Regions from separate parts of the Homo sapiens genome. Here region 2 is linked to region 1. The links are chromatin contacts, found by Hi-C or POLR2A ChIA-PET in ENCODE. All regions are on one chromosome and are shown on one strand. The core of a region is the stretch at or near the end of the contact, and the rest is flanking DNA. Distances in the headings are between cores, read along the strand shown. Region 1 has its middle 4.0 kb from the start of TRPC4AP. Region 2 overlaps MMP24-AS1-EDEM2 (MMP24-AS1-EDEM2 readthrough).

Region 1 (5,018 bases), core at 1,705-4,204:
TCTTGAAGGCCACAGATTACTTATTAACCCCAAAATGTATGTTTCCAATGAAGACATATTAAGTTTGATCCAACAGATCAAACTTAGCATCATCAATAATGGGACACATTTACATTATTTCTTTCTGATATGAAGCAATGGGAAAGACACACCATCACCTGTTTAATATTCTAGCCATAAAAGCTTAATCCTAACCAAATCATGAGAAAACAATAAAGCAGATCCAGATGTCAGGGTATTCAGTACAACTGGCCCGGACCCCAAAACTGTCAATATCCCGAAAGGACAAAAGAGATGAGGGACTCTTCTAGATTAAAAGACAGTGACAAGACATAGCTTTCAAATGTATGCATGATCCTTTACTGAACTCTGGACTGGGGGGAAGAGACTGTAAGGGACATTTGGGGGGTAATTGCAGATATTTGAATATGGATTATAAGATAAATAATGGCCAGGCATGGTGGCTCATGCCTGTAATCCCAGCAGTTTGAGAGGCCAAGGTGGGCAGATCACTTGAGGTCAGGAGTTCGAGACCAGCCTGGCCAACATGGTGAAACCCCATCTCTACTAAAAATACAAAAGTCAGCTGGGTGTGGTGGTGGGTGCCTGTAATCTCAGCTACTCGTGAGGCTGAGGCAAGAGAATCGCTTGAACCTGGGAGGCAGAGGTTGTGGTAAGCCGAGATCACACCACTGTGTTCCAGCCTGGGCTACAAAGCAAGACTCCATGTCAAAAAAGAAAAAAAGCCTGGGCATGGTGGTTCATGCCTGTAATCCCAGCACTTTGGGAGGCCAAAGCAGGCGGATCACCTGAGGTCAGGAGTTTGAGACCAGCCTGACCAACATGGAGAAACCCCATCTCTACTGAAAATACAAAATTAGCCAGGTGTGGTGGCGCATGCCTGTAATCCCAGCTACTTGGGAGGCTGAGGTAGAACAATAGCTTGAACCCAGGAGGCAGAGGTTGTGGTGAGCTGAGATTGTGCCATTGCACTCCAGCCTGGGCAAAAAGAGTGAAACCCTGTCTTAAATAAATAAATTTAAAAAAAGATAAATTGTATCAATATTAAATTTCTTGGGTGTGATGGTATCATAGTTTTTAGGAGCATGTCCTTGATCTTAGGAGATACATTCTAAAATATGCAGGTGAAGTGTCATAATATCTACAATTTACTTTCAAATGGTTTAGCAAAAAATGGCTTAGCAGGATGGGTGCAGTGGCTCACATCTGTAATCCCAACACTTTGAGAGGCTGAGATGGGAGGATCCCTTGAGCCCAGGAGCCCAAGGCTACAGTGAGCTATGATCGTGCCACTGCACTCCAGCCTGGGCAACAGAGCGAGACCCTGTCTAAAAAAAAAAAAATGTTTAGCAAAACTAACACAAACCCTCTCTACGTATAAATGAAGTATAGAGAGAGATACATATATGGAAAGAGCTGTATATATACATATATGTATATATACATATATGTATGTGTATATATGTATATATACACATATATATGTATGTATATGTATATATACACATATGTACGTATATGTATATATGTGTATGTATATATACACATATGTATATATGTATATATACACATATATGTATATATGTATATAGGCACACATGTATATATGTATATAGGCACACGTGTATATATGTATATATACACACGTGTGTATATGTATATATACACACGTGTGTATATGTATATATACACACGTGTGTATATGTATATATACACACGTGTGTATATGTATATATACACACGTGTGTACATATGTATATATACACACGTGTGTACATATGTATATATACACACGTGTGTACATATGTATATATACACACGTGTGTACATATGTATATATACACACGTGTGTACATATGTATATATACACACGTGTGTACATATGTATATATACACACGTGTGTACATATGTATATGTATATACACACGTGTGTATATATGTATATGTATATACACACGTGTGTATATATGTATATGTATATATACACGTGTGTATATATGTATATGTATATATACACATATATGTACATATGTGTATATATGTATATGTATATATACACATATATGTACATATATGTGTATATATACACAGAGAGAAAGATAAAATATAGTTTTAGTAGCTGACAAGTCTAAGCAAAGGGTATATGAGTGTTAATGGTGTATCTTTTAACTTTCTGTAGATTTGAAAAACTTCCCCAAAAATGCTGCGAGAATAATAAGATAGTGCAAAGAAAGTGCTTGGCCAATGGTAAGTGCTCAATAAAGGGTAGATCTTACCCAGAAGTATAAGCCCCATGAGGGCAGGAAATTTTGTTTATTTTATTTAGCACAATATCCACAGCACCTATAACAGTGCCTGGCACATAAGATAGTACTTAACAAACATTTAAAAGACAAATCATGGAGAGGTTGTACATTAGAAATGTAATGTAAAAAAAAATCACTGTAAAAAATGACACCACAGGACAATGCATAGTTGCATGGGACAGCTGTTACCATGGCCTGATATAACAGTGCCAGTTGCTTTGATTAAAGTGACTTCTTGGCAGGGTGCCATGACTCATGCCTGTAATCCCAGCACTTTGGGAGGCTGAAGCGGGAGGATTGCTTGAGCCCAGGAGCTTGGCGGCTGCAGTGAGCTATAATCACACCACTGTACTCCAGGCTGGGCCACAGAGCAAGACTTCAAAAAAAAAAAAAAAAAAAAAAGTCCCAGAAAATCTGTCTGCCCAATTGAGATGAGTTTGGCGATTTATTTACAAGAGTTAATGTTCTCTGAATAGCATCATCATGTTTGGTTAAGCCATTTGGGATTACGGTGGAAAAAAAATTAGCCAGTTTGGGAGCTTCATTTTTTTTCTAGTGCTGATTAAAATTGACATCAACAGACCTCTGGTGGGAGAGGTACTTCGCCCTCTGGTGGTGAGAGACACTCAGCTTTTTTTTTTTTTTTTTGAGACAGAGTCTTGCTCTGTGGCCCAGGCTGGAGTGCAGTGGCGCGATCTCGGCTCACTGCAAACTCCGCCTCCCGGGTTCAAGCAATTCTCCTGCCTCAGCCTCCAGGGCAGCTGGGACTACAGGCGCGCTTCACCCCGCCCAGCTAATTTTTGTGTTTTTGGTAGAGACGGGGTTTCACCATATTGACCAGGCTGGTCTCGAACTCCTGACCTCGTGATCTGCCCGCCTCGGCCTCCAAAAGTGCTGGGATTACAGGCCTGAGCCACCGCGCCTAGCCTCAGCTAGTTTCTACGGAAAAGGCTGGCAGAGCAGAGGTGAAGTGGAAAAGAGTGTCTTTCCACAGAGGTTTCTGGAAACATGTCCCCTTACTTCATGGTCACATGGTATCTGTAAGGACTGAATTTGAGGTTGTCATTTTTGACCCAGTGAATACCCAGCTTTGGTGAATGCCTGGGCCAGGCTAGACTGACAAAGATAGGAACTGAGGAATGGAAAGTGACATTTGCAGTTGGGTCAAAGCTGAGGTGGGAAGATTTGTCCCTAGCATGATGAGTGCCAAGGGAAACCTGGAGGGCCATGTGAACTGTGAAATTAGTCAGGATCCTGTCTCCTCACCGCGACAAGGGTGAGAATATCCATCACCATATGCCTCAGGAAGAGCTCTGGGTGGAATCCCTGGGCTGTGGATTCCCTGGTAAGGCTGGCTGCTGCCCGGACAGCTCACCAATGCCCTGTTTGTATCCCTGGAAATGCCTTTTCTTTTTATGTCTTTTTAAAGTTAATTTCACATATTAGAAGACTTTTTTTTCTTGAATCTAGAAATGATACATAGCTGGTGCAAAAAGTTATGAAAAGTATTGTTATTGAACCAAAGTGAGGGCTGCTTACCTGGTGCAGCAAAGCCACTGACATTGGGATTACAGCAAGAGAAAGTGAGGCATTTATTATTGCACTTGCTGCAGGGTGCCAAGCGAGGAGAATCAAACAGCTTATGCTTAAGACCTGAACTCCCTTATGGCTTACAGGGGTTTTATTTTATTTTTTTGAGACAGAGTCTTGCTCTGTCGCCCAGGCTGGAGTGCAGTGGTGCAATCTCAGCTCACTGCAACCTCTGCCTCCTGGGTTCAAGCGATTCTCCTGCCTCAGCTTCCCGAGTAGCTGGGATTACAGGCACGTGCCACCATGCCTGGCTAATTTTTGTATCTTTAGTAGAGACGGGGTTTTGCCGTTTTGGTCAGGCTGGTCTCGAACTCCTGACCTCAGGTGATCCACCTGCCTCGGCCACCCAAAGTGCTGGGATTATAGGTGTGAGCCACCGCGCCCAGCCGGCTTACAGGTTTTTAATGGCAGGAGGGCAGAGGCCACAGGCGAAGTCATAAATCAATACATAGGGGCTGTATATTGGTTCCACCTAAAAAGACAGGACATCTCCAACCAGGGGCCCACAAGTGGATTCAAAGATTTTCTGACTTGTAATTGGTTAAGGAGGTAAAGCTTTGTCTAAAAATTTGGGATCTGCAGAAAAGAATGTTAGCTCTGACTTATGGTCGTGTCCTCCTCCAGGCCCCCTAGGAAGAAATTTATAACAAAAAATAGAAGTCAAAGTTTAGTTCTCAGCTCTCCCTTATCTGAGTTTGCCTATCAGCAGATCCATTTGGTGGGGGTTCGAGTTTCTAAGAAACAACACTCAGGGACAAATTTTAAGATGTTATATTCAGTTTCTATAGGGAACAAAATATCTCCTGACTGTAACTTCTTTGGCTATTTTTTTTTTTTTTTCTGAGATGGAGTCTCATCCTGTCATCAAACTGGAGTGCAGTGGCGTGATCTCGGCTCACTGTGACCTCTGTCTCCAGGGTTCAAGTGATTCTCCTGCCTCAGCCTCCCAAGTAGCTGGGACTACAGGTGCATGCCACCACGCCCAGCTAATTTTTGCATTTTTAGTAGAGATGGGGTTTCACCATGTTGGCCAGGCTGGTCTCGAACTCCTGACCTCATGATCTGACTACCTCGGCCTCCCAAAGTGCTGGGATTACAGG
Region 2 (5,018 bases), core at 447-2,946, 33 kb before region 1:
CTCCATCTCCCAGGCTGGAGTGCAGTGGCACAATCTAGGCTCACTGCAACCTCTGCCTCCCAGGTTCAAGTGATTCTCATGCCTCAGCCTCCTGAGTAGCTGGGCATGTGATGGTGTGGACTACAGGCGCACACCATCACATCCAGCTAATTTTTGTATTTTTAGTAGAAACGGGGTTTCACCATGTTGGCCAGGCTGGTCTCAAACTCCGGACCTCAGGTGATCTGCCCGCCTTGGCCTCCCAAAGTGTTGGGATCACAGGTGTGAGCCACCACGCCTGGCCTGAGTGCCTGCAGAATCAGTTCTGAATTCAGAGTCACTATGGACTTACACTGCCCACTTCATGCCCACTACAGCACTTGATGCCTTCTTGCAAAAGCCAACTGAAGCGTGCTGCATTCTGTGTATGTAGCCCTGGATTTCTTATCTCCTGGCCATTGCACATGGCATCTTCTTTGCCTAGAATGTCTTTTTTCCTGTCTTCCTATGTCCAAATTCTTTTCACCCTTCAAAGCCTAACTTAAATGTCGCCTTGCCCAGGAAGTAGCTTGATCCTTCTACAGAATTTGGGACCTTCAGCATCTTTCTTGCAGTTAGCTCTCATCAACAGTTACAGCTCTACAAATTGAATGCAGAATCCATGCCTTACTCATCTTATGTTCCCCACAGTGCTTTACATGTGGTAGGTAATAGATTAATACCTGTTGAATAAATACATCTTACCCGCCAGGCCCTTAGACACTAGCAATCTTGAGGAATTGTTGAGCACCTAATTACTATTATTATTATAGCTACAGTAGTCCCCCGTTATCCACAGTTTTGATTTCCATGGTTTCAGTTATCCATGGTCAACTGCAGTCTGAAAATAGGTGAGTACAGTCAGATACGATATTTTGAGGCTGGGTGCAGTGGCTCACGCCTGTAGTCCCAGTTTTTTGGAAGTGAGGATTGTTTGAGGCCAGGAGTTTGAGACCAGCCTGGGCAATATAGTAAGACCCCCTCTCTAAAAAAACAAAGATATTTTGAGGCACTAAATTTACATAATTTCTTTTTTTCCTGTCTCTTACCAAAAAGACAAATTCACATAACTTCTATAACATATATTGTTATACTTGTTCTGCTTTATTATTAGTTATTGTTGTTAATCTCTTCCCATGCCTAATTTATAAATTAAACTTTTTCGGCTAGGCACAGTGGCTCATGCCTTTAATCCCAGTGCTTTGGGAAGCTGAGGCGAGAGAATTGCTTGACCCCAGAAGTTCAAGATCAGCCTGGGCAACATGGTGAGACCTCGTCTCTACAAAAAATAAAAAAAAATTTGCTGGGCATGATGGTGCGTGCCTGTAGTCCCCACTACTTGGGAGGCCAAGGTGAAGGATTGCTTGACCCTGGGAGGTCAAGGGTGCAGTGAACCGTGATCATACCACTGCATTTCAGCCTGGGTGACAGAGTAAGACCCTGTCTCAAAAATAAAAATTTTTAAAAATTTAATGAATTAAGAATTCTCATAGATGTGTATGTATAGGAAAACAGTAGTCACGCATTGCTTAATGACAGGGATATAGTCTGAGAATTGCATCGTTAGGTGATTTCATCATTGTGCAAACATCATAGGGTGTACTTAAGCAAACCTAGATGGTATAGCCAACTACACACCTAGGCTATATGGTGTAGCCTATTGCTCCTAGGCTACAAACCTGTACAGCATGTTACTCTACTGAATACTATAGACAATTGTAATAGAATGGTAAGTATGTATATAAACATAGAAAAAGTACAGTACAAATACAGTATAAAAGGGCACATGAATGAAGTTCACAGGACAGGAAGTTGCTCTGGGTGAGTCAGTGAGTGGTGAGTGAATGTCAAGGTCTAGGACATTACACTATTGTAAACTTTATAAATACTGTACACTTAGGCTATACTAAATTTATTTAAATTTTTTTTTCTTTCTCCAGTAATAAATTTTTTTTTTTTTTTTGAGATAGAGTCTTGCTCTGTTGCCCAGGCTGGAGTGCAGTGGCATGATCTTGGTTTACTGCAACCTCTGCTTCCCCAGTTCAAGTGATTCTCCTGCCTCAGCCTCCTGAGTAGCTGGGATTACAGGCGCCCACCACCATGCCTGGCTGATTTTTTTTTTCTTTAAAGACAGAGTCTCACTCTGTTGCCCAGGCTGGAGTACAGTGGTGCAATATCGGCTCGCTGCAACCTCTGCCTCCCGGGTTCTAGCAATTCTCCTTCCTCAGCCTCCCGAGTAGCTGGGATTACAGGTGCACGCTGCCATGCCCAGCTAATTTTTTGTATTTTAGTAGAGATGGGGTTTCACTGTGTTGCCCGGGCTGGTCTTGAACTCCTGAGCTCAGGCAATCCACCCGCCTCGGCCTCCCAAAGTGCTAGGATTACAGGCGTGAGCCACCGTGCCTGGCCTAATTTTTGTATTTTTAGTAGAGATGGATGGGTTTTCACCATGTTGGCCAGGCTGGTCTCAAACTCCTGATCTCAGGTGATCTCCACCCACCTTGGCCTCCCAAAGTGCTGGGATTAGAGGCGTGAGCCACCATGCCTGGCCTCCAATAATAAATTAACGTTAGCTTACTGTAACTTTTTTACTTTATGAACTTTAAAATTTTAAAAAACTTTTTGACTCATTTGTAATAATGCTTAGCTTAAAACACATTGTACAGCTATACAGAAATATTTTATTTATATCCTTATTCTCTAAGTTTTTTTCTGTTTTTAGTTTTTTATTTTGTTTTCACCTTTTAGACTTTTTTGTTAAAAACTAAGCTACAAACACACATTAGCCTAGGCCTAGGGTCAGTATCATCAATATCACTGTCTTCCACTTCCCCATGTTATCCTGCTAGAAGGTCTTTGGGGGCAGTAACACTCACAGAACTGTTGTTATCTCAGATGATTGATAACAATGCCTTCTGGAATTCCTTGAAGGACCTGCCTGAAGCTGTTTCATTTTTTTTTTTTTTTTAGACAGAGTTTTGCTTATGTTGCCCAGGCTGGAGTGCAGTGGCACCATCTCGGCTCACTGCAACCTCCGCCTCCCAGGTTCAATTCTCCTGTGATTTTCCTGTCTTAGCCTCCTGAGCAGCTGGGATTATAGGCACCCACCACTACGCCCAGCTAATTTTTGTTTTTGTTTTTATTTTTTTTGGAGACAGAGTCTTGCTCTGTTGCCCAGGCTGGAGTGCAGTGGTGTGATCTCCGCTCACTACAAACTCCACCTCCCGGATTCACGCCATTCTCCTGCCTCAGCCTCCCGAGTAGCTGGGATTACAGGCGCCCGCCACCACACCCAGCTAATTTTTTTGTATTTTTAGTAGAGATGGGGTTTCACCGTGTTAGGCAGGATGGTCTAACACTGACCTCGTGATCCGCCCACCTCGCCCTCCCAAAGTGCTGGGATTACAGGTGTGAGCCACCACGCCCAGCCGACTTTTTTTATATAAGAGGAAGGAGTTATCTAATGATAATAATATAGTAAATACATAAACGCGTAAATGGTTGTTTATTAAATATCACGTACTATACATAATTGTATGTGTTATACTTTTATGACTGGCAGCACAGTAGGTGTGTTTACACCAGTATCACCACAAACAAGTAAGTAATGCATTGCATTATAAAATTACAACAGCTGTGATATCTTTAGGCTGTGGTGATTTTTCACCTCTATTATAATTTTATAGGACCACCATCTCTACAGTTCAGTGTTGACCAACATGTTGTTATATGGCACATGACTGTATATAGAGTTTATTTAGTACTATCCATGGTTTCAGACATCCACTGAGGGTCTTGGAACGTATTCTCCTCACATAAGGGGGGACTACTTTACTCATTTATTCAACAAATATTTATTGAATACCACGGATGTACCAAGCATTGTGCCAAGCTCTGAACATGGACTGTTTCATATAATCCTTACAACTCCTGTTTGAGATTATCTTATTTATTTGCATGTATATTTGGTACTTTGTTCATTCAGAAAATGTTTATTGCTCATTGTACTAGTGTGGGGGATTCTGCAGTAGACAAAACAAAGTCCCAGGCCTCATGGATTTACAATCTAGGGGAGAGATATGAGGGATAAATTCAAGTTCCTACTAGAATGTAAGTTCTCTGAAGGCTGGATTTTGTCTTGTTTACAAACTCATAGGAGCCTGGAACCTAGTAGGTGCTTAGCGAATGTTTGTGGTATAAATAAATGACTGAAAAATTCCACAGATACCTAACATTACTGTATTAGACCATTTTCACTGCTGATAAAGACGTACTCAAGACTGGGTAATTTATAAAGAAAAAGAGGTTTAATGGACTCACAGTTCCACATGGCTGGGGAGGCCTCACAATCGTGGCGGAAGGCGAAAGGCACATCTTACATGGTGCAGGCAAGAGAGAATGAGAGCCAAGTGAAAGGGGAAACCTCTTATAAAACCATCAGATCTTGTGAGACTTATTCACTACCATGAGAACAGTATGGGGGAAACGGCCCCCATGATTCAATTATCTCCCACCAGGTCCCTTCCACAACACGTGAGAAATATGGGAGCTACAATTCAAGGTGAGATTTAGGTGGGGACACAGCCAAACCACATCAATTATTTTCTGCTTTTTTCTTTTTGAGATGGAGTTTCACTCTTGTTGCCCAGGCTGGAGTGCAATGGTGCGATCTCAGCTCACAGCAACCTCCGCCTCCTGGGTTCAAGCAATTCTCCTTCCTCAGCCTCCCAAGTAGCTGAGATTACAGGCATGCACCACCACACCTGGCTAATTTTGTATTTTTAGTAGAGACAGGGTTTCTCCGTGTTGGTCAGGCTGGTCTCGAACTCCCAATCTCAGGTGATCCGCCCACCTCGGCCTCCCAAAGTGCTGGGATTATAGATGTGAGCCACCACGCCTGGCCTCCCCATTTTATAGATCATAAGGCTGAGGCTTAAAAGGGAAAAACCCACCCCAGGTCACGGTTAGCAAGTGGTAGAGCTGGAGCTGGAATTTGAGCT

The links. A loop is a pair of places that touch in the nucleus more often than their neighbours do. ChIA-PET counts read pairs that join two places held with the same protein, here RNA polymerase II (POLR2A). Pooled maps may share reads with other maps.
Region 2: a loop to region 1 is called in a map of Caco-2, with 10 times the contacts of the local background. The contact joins two enhancer-like sites. A Hi-C loop is called at or near these places in 5 of 168 maps with a recorded cell type or tissue (Caco-2, Right ventricle myocardium inferior, endothelial cell of umbilical vein and 2 more) and 8 of 50 pooled maps. POLR2A ChIA-PET finds 5 or more read pairs at or near these places in 13 of 52 experiments (BJ, Caco-2, H1 and 10 more).

The regions. Positions count from the first base shown.
Region 1 is chr20:35,094,312-35,099,329 of GRCh38, reverse strand. No RefSeq gene overlaps it. Among named protein-coding and RNA genes, the nearest start is that of TRPC4AP, 4.0 kb to the right of the region's middle. RefSeq lists a silencer at 2,859-2,988. Within about 2 kb of position 2,954, at least 3 of the 41 ENCODE cell types and tissues checked have a DNase peak (open chromatin) inside an H3K27ac peak, as active enhancers do.
Region 2 is chr20:35,126,534-35,131,551 of GRCh38, reverse strand. All of the region lies in intron 11 of MMP24-AS1-EDEM2 (MMP24-AS1-EDEM2 readthrough), which reads left to right. All of the region lies in intron 7 of EDEM2 (ER degradation enhancing alpha-mannosidase like protein 2), which reads left to right. Among named protein-coding and RNA genes, the nearest start is that of EDEM2, 18 kb to the left of the region's middle. Within about 2 kb of position 1,696, at least 3 of the 41 ENCODE cell types and tissues checked have a DNase peak (open chromatin) inside an H3K27ac peak, as active enhancers do.